Regions from separate parts of the Mus musculus genome. Here region 1 is linked to region 2. Evidence: chromatin loops called from intact Hi-C (ENCODE). Cell type or tissue: left cerebral cortex. All regions are shown on one strand. Links, peaks and the distances in the headings refer to the core of each region. The heading gives the core; the rest is flanking DNA. Region 1 overlaps Prkg2 (protein kinase, cGMP-dependent, type II). Region 2 has its middle 11 kb from the start of Gm42123.

What was found. A loop is a pair of places that touch in the nucleus more often than their neighbours do. Peaks named below come from ENCODE experiments on the same cell type or tissue, not always from the same donor. Only the 100,000 strongest peaks of a DNase experiment are listed, where the experiment ranks them.
Region 1: it touches region 2 in a loop (2.3-fold over the local background); 5 of 42 quality-filtered maps call a loop at or near these places.

Annotation. Positions count from the first base shown.
Region 1 is chr5:99,023,620-99,029,004 of GRCm38, forward strand. It overlaps Prkg2 (protein kinase, cGMP-dependent, type II), which reads right to left. Exons shown (of 19, transcript NM_008926.4): 2 at 775-1,248. The coding sequence starts at 1,235. Among named protein-coding and RNA genes, the nearest start is that of Prkg2, 11 kb to the right of the region's middle. In left cerebral cortex, for the core only: a CTCF peak has its summit at 2,930 (motif pointing left); no DNase peak of the experiment used is centred there.
Region 2 is chr5:98,899,200-98,904,584 of GRCm38, forward strand. No RefSeq gene overlaps it. Among named protein-coding and RNA genes, the nearest start is that of Gm42123, 11 kb to the left of the region's middle. In left cerebral cortex, for the core only: a CTCF peak has its summit at 3,308 (motif pointing right); a DNase peak (open chromatin) is centred at 3,320.

The DNA.
Region 1 (5,385 bases), core at 150-5,149, 120 kb after region 2:
TAATTTCTGCCAGTTTTGTCCTTTGTGTCTCAGCTAAAGGTCACCTCATCCATCAGCTGGACCTCCATGACAACCCCACTTCTCTCAAAAATCCTCAACACCTCTGACAGCACTTCTGTTCACTGTGTCATTTATCCCAATTAATAATTATACAGTCCTCCCCTCTCTCTCTCTCTCTCTCTCTCTCTCTCTCTCTCTCTCTCTCTCTCTGTGTGTGTGTGTGTGTGTGTGTGTGTGTGTGTGCGCGCGCGCTCTCTCTCTCCACAAGATGGAGAGATCTTTCTGTCTATGGTAAGCAGCTAGCGTGGTGGCTGGCAGGAAGAGCATTCAACAGGAACCATGCAGTGAATGGCTGAAATCATTCTCCCTGGAGCGCCCGTCATGGTCCTTCTCAAAACTCTCACAGACCAGCGGCTAGGAAGCCAGCTTTGCTGGGCCTGTTCCACCCCACTATGCTCTGTGTGTATTGTTAAATCTGCTTCATTAGAACAGACATGCGCACTTCCTAAGTGATCTTCTGTCCTCTGGGAGTGTCAAGGGAACAGAGATGGTGTCCTCCAAATCCTGCCCCTCAGTCGCACCTGTCTCAGCATCCAGTGGCAATTCCAGATCTGAAAAGCTGTAGAATACGAGATACACCTTCTCCACAAAGCTCTCCATCCCCACAACTGAGCATTCCATGCCCCCGGGCTGTCTAGGAAGCCTCGTGGACACCTCGCTGGTCTTCCCTACTGTGAAGGCCACTTGCATGAACAGGGCACAGAAACTTCTTACCTGGAATCCTTCCTGACTCTCGCTTTCTCAAAGGAAAACTCGGGGGGTTTGTTGAGGTCATAGGTTCGGGTGGTTGGCTCTGCAGACACTCCAGCCTTCGCCCCCCTCCTGCTGTGGAGCGAGACCAAGCCTGAGGTCTTGCGGTGAACATCCAGAGGCACTTTGTCGGGAGAGGCCTGCAGTGGGCTTCCTCCCTGCACGTGGATCACATCCTGCAGCTTGTTCAGCTGGATGCACTTGCTCTGCAGTTCTTCTGTGAGCTCTGCGATGGCCACGGTCTGCTTGGCCAGCTGCTCCCGAAGCTCCTTCAGGTGGTACTCCCGTTCCTGAAGTTCCGCGTCCTTCCTCCTCAGCTCCCGCTCCAGCTCCAACACCTTGCTCCGCAGGGCTTCATTGCTGAGGTTCCCTGAATGGCCATCTGGGTGCTTAGCATGCTTGGGCTTCACTGAACCATTTCCCATGTTGCTCAGGGACCTAAGGGAGGGCACAGACGTGGCAGTGAGCATGTGGAGTTCCACTTTCTAACGGCCCTCCCCTTCCCAGTCTGCTTCATAAACAGACACACGGCAGTCATCATCCTTTGATGAGCAATAAAACCCTCCGTTCCTACAGAGGAAACTAATGACAGAGTTCCTTTATCCCTCTATAGAGAGCGGTTAGCATTTGGGTTCATTCTTCCCAGTCCTTCCAGCAGAACAGGAGTCACACCTGAGCATTTTCTAAAACTAGCCCTAGTCACCTATTGTTCTCTTCCAGCGGTTCTCTCTGGATAGTTGTCAAAAACATCCTAACAGGGCTGTGATTTGGATGTCACCAGGGCAGAGATTAAATGCAAAGGAGCATTCACATTGACAGAGGCTTGAAAACTATCACAACTACCACCACATCCACTGGGCTTACAGTAAAAAAAAAAAAAAAAAAAAGAAAAAGAAAAAAACTCCTCTTGATTTAGAAATAACACATCTGCATTCCGCACAGGGTAGAGACAGAGCTTGTGTTGCTCTATTAGCAATGTGTTCTTGCCCGGTACACTAGTAAGTGTTGTCTTTCTGCCAATGCTGGTGTTAAGAACTTTAAGCCGTGATCTCTGAGAAGAAAACATCAGTATGAAGTTTCTTCTACATCCTTCACGTTGGGTCCCCAGACTAAGTTGTGCAAAAAGTGCGGGTCCATGGTGTGATGCTCGATTCTTTCATTAAGAATATCTCAGGGCTCAAAAGATTGCACAGTGGGTAAAGCGCTTGCCGAGCAAGTGTGAGGAACTAAGTTAGTACCCACATGAATTCTGGGTATGAACACATGAACATGCATACACACGTATGAACACATGAACATGCATACACACTTATGAACACATGAACATGCATACACACTTATGAACACATGAACATGCATACACACTTATGAACACATGAACATGCATACACACTTATAAACAACACATACTTTGCAAAAGAGATGGGGATATCTCCTCACATGAGGGCTGGGGAGATAAGTTTAGAAAGTGCTGAACATGCAGGCATGAAGACCCGAGTTCTATGCACAGTCATAGAACTTCTAATCCCCATGCTGGCATGGTAGAGACAGTAAGATTCCTGGGGTTGGGTGGCCAGGAAGTGTAGCCTAATTTGCCAATCCTGGATCTCAGTGAGAGACTCTGTCTCAAAAAAAACCCAAGGTGGATGGCTGCTGAGAAGTGACCCCTGTGTCTCAAAGCTTCCAAGTGTATTATAAACAGTGACATGTATATGCACATGTATACAAACACACACACACACACACACACACACACAGAGCCTCTTGGAAACCCCAAAGTTATCACTAACCAGGGTACAAGAAGAAAATCAGGGGTTATAAAAGATATTTTAGTCGATTTGCCATGTATTTTTTTTTTTTAGTTCCAAAGCTTTGTATTTATTTAACATTTACTATAAATTCAAAAGGTTGGTACCAAAACGTTTTCTTTCATTGATATTAGTATTTCAATAGAAATCAAGTAGCATGTTTAGGTTTACTAAGCCAATTTCACATAAATAATAGTAAATTTTTAAAAAGCAAATCAGGGCTGGAGATATATGGCTTAGCAGTTAAGAGTACCAACTGCTGACAACCACCTGTAAATCCAGCTTCCAGAGATCCAGCGCCCCCTTCTGGCTTCTATAAGCACTGCACTCACAGGAGCCTACACATAATTAAAGATTGAAAAACAAAATCATTTTTAAATGTAAATCATCTGCAGGTCATAAACTTATTTGAGCAAAATCCCGTAACAGCAGAATTTGCATAGCTGAAGTACAGCAGATGCTGCCCTGACTAACTGGTCTTAGTACACCAAGCATTGCAGTATTGGATGGCTTAGTCTGGGGAACTGTATATCAACTGTGAAAAACATCTGGATTAACTCTGATTTTATGAAATCAGAAATGGAGGATCAAAACTGAAGTCTACAAACATGCACTTCCCAGCTCCCCCCTTCAGATGTCTAGCTCAGGGAGAAACAAAGATCTTGACTTGATTTCTCGAGTTCTACCAGATTAATCGTGGCTTCTATGGAGGCTGACTAGATGCGGAAAATTAACAGTCTCCAAATTTTAGACAGGCACAACTAGCCAATGGAAGCTGCACAAGATCAAGACAGAAACAGGAAGTGATTCGTCTTTCAGCACTGGATTCTCGCTGGGAACATCCATTAATAAACTAGGAGTATGCAGAGTTGCTTCCACAGCAGCAGACATGGAGAGGATCTAACCTTTAAGCTTCTGTTCACTGGGCATCATTTGTTATTCTTACCCATTAGCATCGCATTGAAAGATGGAGGAGAGAAGAATTTAAAGAAGGGAGCCCGAAAAGGCTCGTATCCAGAATAAGCAACTCATCAGACGTTAGTTTGAGGCATGAAAGAATCAACTTGAGTGATATCCTGAAAGGTATTCCCAGAGCTCTCTGAAATTACCATATGTGCGAGCCTTGGTCATGCAGCCCTAAGCTCTTTTCTAGACAGATTTTTTTTTGGTTTGTGGACAAGCATTTTCAGCCAAGGAAGTGGTAAGGAGGCAACAGCATTTTCTTATAGAGAGCACGGCAAGCATAAACAGATTTAAATTTAATATTGAACTAATGACTCATTCTGTATTCATGAAACAACTGTTTACTGAGCCTGGAGTACCATATACTCTGTGGAGTATATCCATATCCTCTCATGGATATTAACGCTTGGATTTAACAATAAAAAGTTATAGCACCCTAAATATGAAAAGGTCAAGAGTCATTGCTATATATGGACAGAGCAAAATCTGTGCCAATCCAGTCACCTTACAAACCTAAAGCACGATTAAGTGTAGAGCACGAAACCCTCACAATCTCCTCTGTTTCCCTGAGGTCACCTTGGAAGCTGTATAAACCTTGTGGGGTCTTTAGAATCCCTGGAGCAGGAAGAGATAAGAGCAGCTAACTTGCCTTTCACTGACTTAAACAAGTTCCTGGGTCTTTCAAGACTGGCATGAGCTCTCCTGTCACCTGTTTAAGTTTTGCTACCCCACAAAGCAAGGTTTCAAGCCTCTGGCCACATAAAGCCTGATTAGATTCACACTGTATGCTGCTTAGCTGTCACTAGGGTAAGCGATTTCTCAAATATGAATTGGTAGCTAGAGGAGAAATGAGCTGCAGAACGGTGCTCCATCCGTCTAGCAGCTACAGGTTATTAAAATCATTTTTACATTAGAGGACAGTGGATGATGTAATAAGAAATGTCATTAAGATTAAAAGCCCAGTTTAACTTGAGCAACAGATTCAAGATACACAAGGGAAGGAAGCAACCCACCCTCTCCCAACCTCCTGTAAGTTACATGGCATCTCCACTTTCACTTGTGTATCTATAAAATGGGTATATTTATCTCCATCTCATTAGGGTCATGATGAAGATTGCTAAGCATTCCATTGTGATGCAAAACATGTGGGAGACACGAGGTACATAAAGGGCTCTTTTAGCAGGATGGGGCTAGAGATGGATTTATTGTCTCTATAGAAGGAAAACGCAGAACTGAATTTCTGTACCAGGCAGAAGTCTAAGGAAGTCGATACCTTCCAGACAAGAGGTCCTTAAAGATGCAAATATTCCCTTGTGGGAGTGAGACCTTACTCTTCCTAGACATTATGTCCCATTGAGAAAAGAATACATTGTGGAATAAAACAAACAAACAAAAAGCAGGAAAGAAGCCCTAGCAAAAGGCGGGAGCTGAGAAAAGTTTGAATGGCAACCAAGACTCTATCAATAATTTCTACATCCCCTCAAGCTCATCAACTCCTTAGTATAGTCTCTACTCGTTCCCGTACACTGAAGAGAAATCTTTAAATCAAAATGGCTCCCTGAGTTATCTCTGAAGGCACAACAACAGAACTCACTGGAGGGGGACTACTCTTCACAGTCAGGGAGAGGAGAGAGAGGAGAGGAAGCCGTGGCATTTAGCAGGAGGAGAGGGTGATACCACAGTGTCCATCCTTACCCTGATTCTCCTTCTGCAGAAGACGCTACTCACAGAGCAAAGACTCTAAGAAGGACTTGTGGGCAGAGTCACACCTGGTAGGCAGTGTGGCAAAATGTGGCTTTGCTGT
Region 2 (5,385 bases), core at 196-5,195:
TCCAGAGCAATTCTACCTGGCTCCACTACAGTAACAGACAGAGTAACTTTGGCCACAATATTAAGGACAGAGAATCCTATCTCGGAGAAGTTGAGAGCTTAGCATGATGATTGGACAGACAGGATGGAATCAGAGAGACTTCAAGTATAGAGAGATAAGGCCGATGGATTCCTCTGCCATTTCTACCCTCTCCTTGTGTAGGGACAGCAATCCCTAGCCATTTTCTTAGCTCTTACACTTGAACCTGAGTAGCACCTATGCTATGGAACCAGCATGTACAAGTATAGAATGTAGTGTTCTTACCATGGAGATGTGTTGGTATGCCCCTCTGAGTGAGGCTTCCTGTCCTTCCATGTTTCTTTCTAAACTCCTAAGGTATGGAACCTCACTGCAGGGCCTAGAGGGTCAGAAGAGAGCATTTTTCCCTAGTGAACTGGATCTTTTGTGTTTTGAAGGGATTGAACCCCTTTGCTGTTCCCATTATTGACCTCAGCACTACGATAAACCGAAGCAAGAAATTACATGTGTGGGTTAGGAAGCCTCACGGAAAATGTAGTTAAGAGACGTTGATGGGGGTTTTGGTAAATCTCTTAAGCTGTCTCTCTCTCCATATAAAAATCGCTTAATTGGTCTATATGCTAATAAAAGCAATTTGTCATAACTGTGGGGGCAGGGTATACAACAGAGCAAGGTAAAACTGTAAGGAAAGCTCCTATAATCTCAATGCTGCTGGAAAGGCTTCCACGCTGATTCAAATGAGTGCACAGTTTACTCTGTGGACAGAGTTGTTGTCATCCTGTGTCGCAGTGTTCTTCTGTAAGTTGTTTTCACTTTAAAATTAATACTCTTTATGATAATGTTATGGATATAACATCCAACCATATGGATTTTCTTTCATGTGATGCTCTGTGTTTGTCTCCAATTATTTAGCCACCACAACACGGCAACATACTTAGGGCTGGATGTTGTTAGCTCTTTTGTCTGCTATTACACCGAATGTTACCAGGAGATTATTATACAAACACTTCTTTTAAAAAAAAAGGAATTATTTATTTATTTTAAGTATGTGAGTACACTGTAGCTGTCTTCAGACACACCAGAAGAAGGCATTGGGTCCCATTACAGATGGTTGTGAGCCACCACGTGGTTGCTGGGAATTGAACTCAGGACCTCTGGAAGAGCAGTCAGTGCTCTTAATCACTGAGCCACCTCTCCACCCCTTCAAATAGTCCTATATGATCACTCACTCCATTGATAATAGGTATAGAAGAGAGCAAAGATTTCCAACCTAAAGGGCCAGTAAACATCTTTAACAGAATTATAGAAGAAAACTTCCCTAACCTAAAGAAAGAGATGCCCATGAACATACAAGAAGCCTACAGAACTCCAAATAGAATAGACCAGAAAAGAAATTTCCCCCATTACATAATAATCAAAGCACCAAATGTACAAAACAAAGAAAGAATATTAAAAGCAGCAAGGGAAAACTGTCAAGTAACATATGAAGGCAGACCTATCAGACTCAGACCAGATTTAAAACACAAGTAAAAAGTTACTTGTATTTCTTTGAGAATTTAATACAGGAAGATATTGTATTTACATCATTTGCACCCCTCCCTTTTGCTCCCCACCCCCTTTTTCATTCCTTCCCCAACTCCTCAAACTCGTGACCTCCACTTCTCCAATTATCATTGTTACATATACATATGTGTTTTACACAACCTATTGAGTCTGATTACTGCTGCCTGTACGCACATGTGTTTAGGGCTGAGCTCTTTCCTTGGATAACCTATCAGGAGAATCAACCCTGAAGAAACTGATCTGCCTCCTTCAGCAACCATTGCCGGCCTGCAGCTCTTCATCTAGAGGAAAATTTTCCCCATTCTCATTAGCCTGCCACCTGGCGTGGTCACTGGGCAGCCAACCAAATTTCTGTGATTTCATGAGTGCCAAGTGCCTGCCATTTCCAAAAGATGCTCTCTTGTATCAGGTAGCAGCTTGTTCCTTTTCATGAAATTCCAAAAAATTCAAGTCTTTCCCATTCTGACTCCACATCATTCGGCTTCTTCTAAGCACACCCTCCACCTACACATTCGGTGTGATTACTAGTAAATGTTGATCCTTTTAAGCTTTACTGCTTTAACTAGACTTTCTAGGTTGTCATTATCAACAGCACTTAGTTTAGTTAGCTAAATAGTTAAATAGTAACTAAAATTAGTTTACCTAATTGAAAGATTTAATTTATGTAATTTCTAGTAAACTGAAAAGCATTTGCTGCACATTATTATCTCTAGTTCTTTGTTGTTGTTGTTGTTGTTGTTGTTGTTGTTGTTGTTGTTGTTGTTGTTGTTTTATTTTTTGAGACAGGGTTTCTCTGTGTAGCCCTGGCTGTCCTGGAACTCACGCTGTAGTCCAGGCTGGCCTCGAACTCAGAAATTCGCCTGCCTCTGCCTCCCAAGTGCTGGGATTAAAGGTGTGCACCACCACGCCAAGCCTTCTAGTTCTTTTATTGTTAGTAAGAAGTTGGTATTTTTTGTTCTCATATGTAAGAATATTTATTAAAACTATTTTTTCCCAAGTGGCCAGCTATTTTTTTATAGGCACAGGGGTTTCTTTTATTGACTTTATATGTATAACTATATGTGTGCATATGTTTGTGGAAAAGTTAGAGACACAGGCATGGATATGGATAGATAGGTCACTGCTACCGGTCAGTGTGAAGGGTGTCTCGTCATTCTACCAAGCAGAAGTCAATACTTCATCCCCAGTGCAGTAGGTGTAACTCTTGTGCCCATCTGGCTATGAAATGTAACACTTTCTTTCATGTGTTTTAGATAGTTACACTAAAATGTTATCTCTTCCCTTGAACTGTAAGCCTGTGGTGTCCCACAATGCACCTAGCATAGCACTTGGCAGTAAATACGTGATGGAGAGGAAGAAAATTTTGTGCTTTGCCATTTTAGTTCAAACAGCAGGAACTGGTCCCACACAACCATCATCGCATGGACCTGCTGTTGGTCAAACAGTAGACATTTCTCCCAACGTCCACCGGTACTCACTTCATCATTCTTCCTGGATTCAAACAATAAAGTCCCCCCCTCACAACAACTGTTTCTATGGGGCAGGCTTAAGGCAGCAAAAGCAGTCACAAAAGAGAGGTGTCAGAGTTCCTCCCGTGGAAGCTTGAGATTCTATTACTTAGTTCATCTCTCAGAACCTCCAACAACAGCCGATGCCTCTTAACCACCACTGTCCATTTACTTTGGTTTGAAGTCTCTGTATCCAAGTAGCCAGACCTTAGCTTTTTCTTGTACCACTAGAGGGAGTCCAGTTATAAGATGGAGACACAAACACAGCTTATCATAGCCAAGCATTTGCATGAAGCTGTGATGCTCTGGTACAGCCGAATGTAGCACTTCTGTGTGGAAGACATATTGGTCTTAAGAGGTTTAGTCCTGGGGCTACAAGGTTGAGTTTGGCCGCCATGAGATATTTATTTGTTGGTGAAGGTCTTCAGTGAAGTTTTGTAGTGTTACTCAGATGCTGACAAAGTATGTTCGTTCCTCTTTGCCTTTCTTTTGTGTTGATTGTTCTCAGAATAAGAAAAATATTCATGCAACGCTACCAAATACAATCACAAGTGAAAACAGACAGACAGAAGGTCAGGGAGAACGTGGGCCAGCACTTCCAATCCTGGGAAGGTGTTATACAGTGTTGCAGATCACTGTGAAAGACAGACACAATGTAAGTTCATATCTACTGAAGAGACTTGTTAGTGTTACTGAACTAACAAGCTTGAATCCTTTAGACCGGTGGTTCTCAATCTGTGGGTCGCTATGACCATCAGAAAACACAAATATTTACATTACAATTTATAACAGCAAAATTACTGTTATGAAGCTGCAACAAAAATAATTTTATGGTTGTGGATCATCACAACCTGAGGAACCATATTAGAAGGGTCCTAGTATTAGGATGGTTGAGAGCCATGGTTCAGAGTAACACCCCACTACCATAAATGCAGTTCCAAATATTCCCCTCCCCCCACTCCCTGTTCTGTGCTGCCCCCCACCCTCCGTTCTGTGCTGCCCTCCTACCTCGTTGTAGTGTGTGCAGCGTTCGGGATCTTTCAGTTTGGTTACTTTAAGTTTTTCCCTATATGTTCTTTTAAGGGTTTACATGACTTCAGATTTTGCTTAAATCTTTAATTCACTTTGAGTTTATTTTTGTGTTTGTGGTAAAATACAAATAGATTTTTGGATGCAGATGCCTAGTATTTTGAATGCAATTTGCTGAAGAAACTATCCTCCCAGATCAACCATTATCAGCACCCTTATTAAATATTGATGATGGATGAGTGTGTGTTGTTCTAAGGCTCCCTATTTGGTTCCATCCATCCATGTGTCTGCTTGCACACGTGGTAAGCCATGTGACTGCAGTTTACCTTCTGCAAGGTTCTGAAAGTCAAAAGTCTGTTTTATTTTTCCTTCTTTCTTAAGATTTTCTTGCTCAAGTCTTTTGTAGTTCCATGTGAGTTAAAGAATTTTCTTTTCTATTTCTGCGGAAACTGCCTTTGGGATTTCAATGGGGACTGCACAGAAACCATCAACAGCTTCTATCACTATGGGCAGCTCAGACAGTTTATGATCACAGGCTATCTTTCCACGTAGTTATATTGTCTTCGGTATCAGGTTCTGTATTTTTTTCATGTTCATTTCTTCAACCTCTTTGGTTAAATTTAAATAATTACTGTATTAATGCTATTTTTAAATCAGATAGTTTGCCTAATTCCCTCTTAAACTACTTTCCTTAATGCATATGAAACAAGAATTTTATTTTCATTTCATTTGTTTTTACATTGAAAACATATATTTTTCACACGATATGTTCTGAATACAGCTCCCCCCATCTCACTCCAGATCCTTTGCACCTTCAACCCACATAAAGTCACAGCTTTTTTTTTTTGCTCACTCTCATTAGAAAGCACTCATATAGATAATAATAAATAACAATATATTAATAATAAATAAGATACTATAGAAACATTGCTTTTCATTGGATGCACATTCATACTCTATCACTCCTACCTATCCATGAGTATGATCTTTACATCTTGTGATACCTCCTTCAATTCCTTTCTTACAGGCATGAAGCTTTTATCGTAGAAGTCTCACTTATTTGATTCTAATTAACTCAAGATACTTTTTTTTTGAGGCTATTGTAAAAAGTGTTTTTCTTTCCCCCCTGGTTTCTTTCTCAGTTCATTTGTCATTTGCATTCAGGCAGGCTATTGCTTTTTCGTGTGTTGATTTAGCTGAATGTGTTTACCAGTGGTAGAACTTCCTTGGTGGAGTTTTAAGGGTAATTTACCTGTAAGATTACATC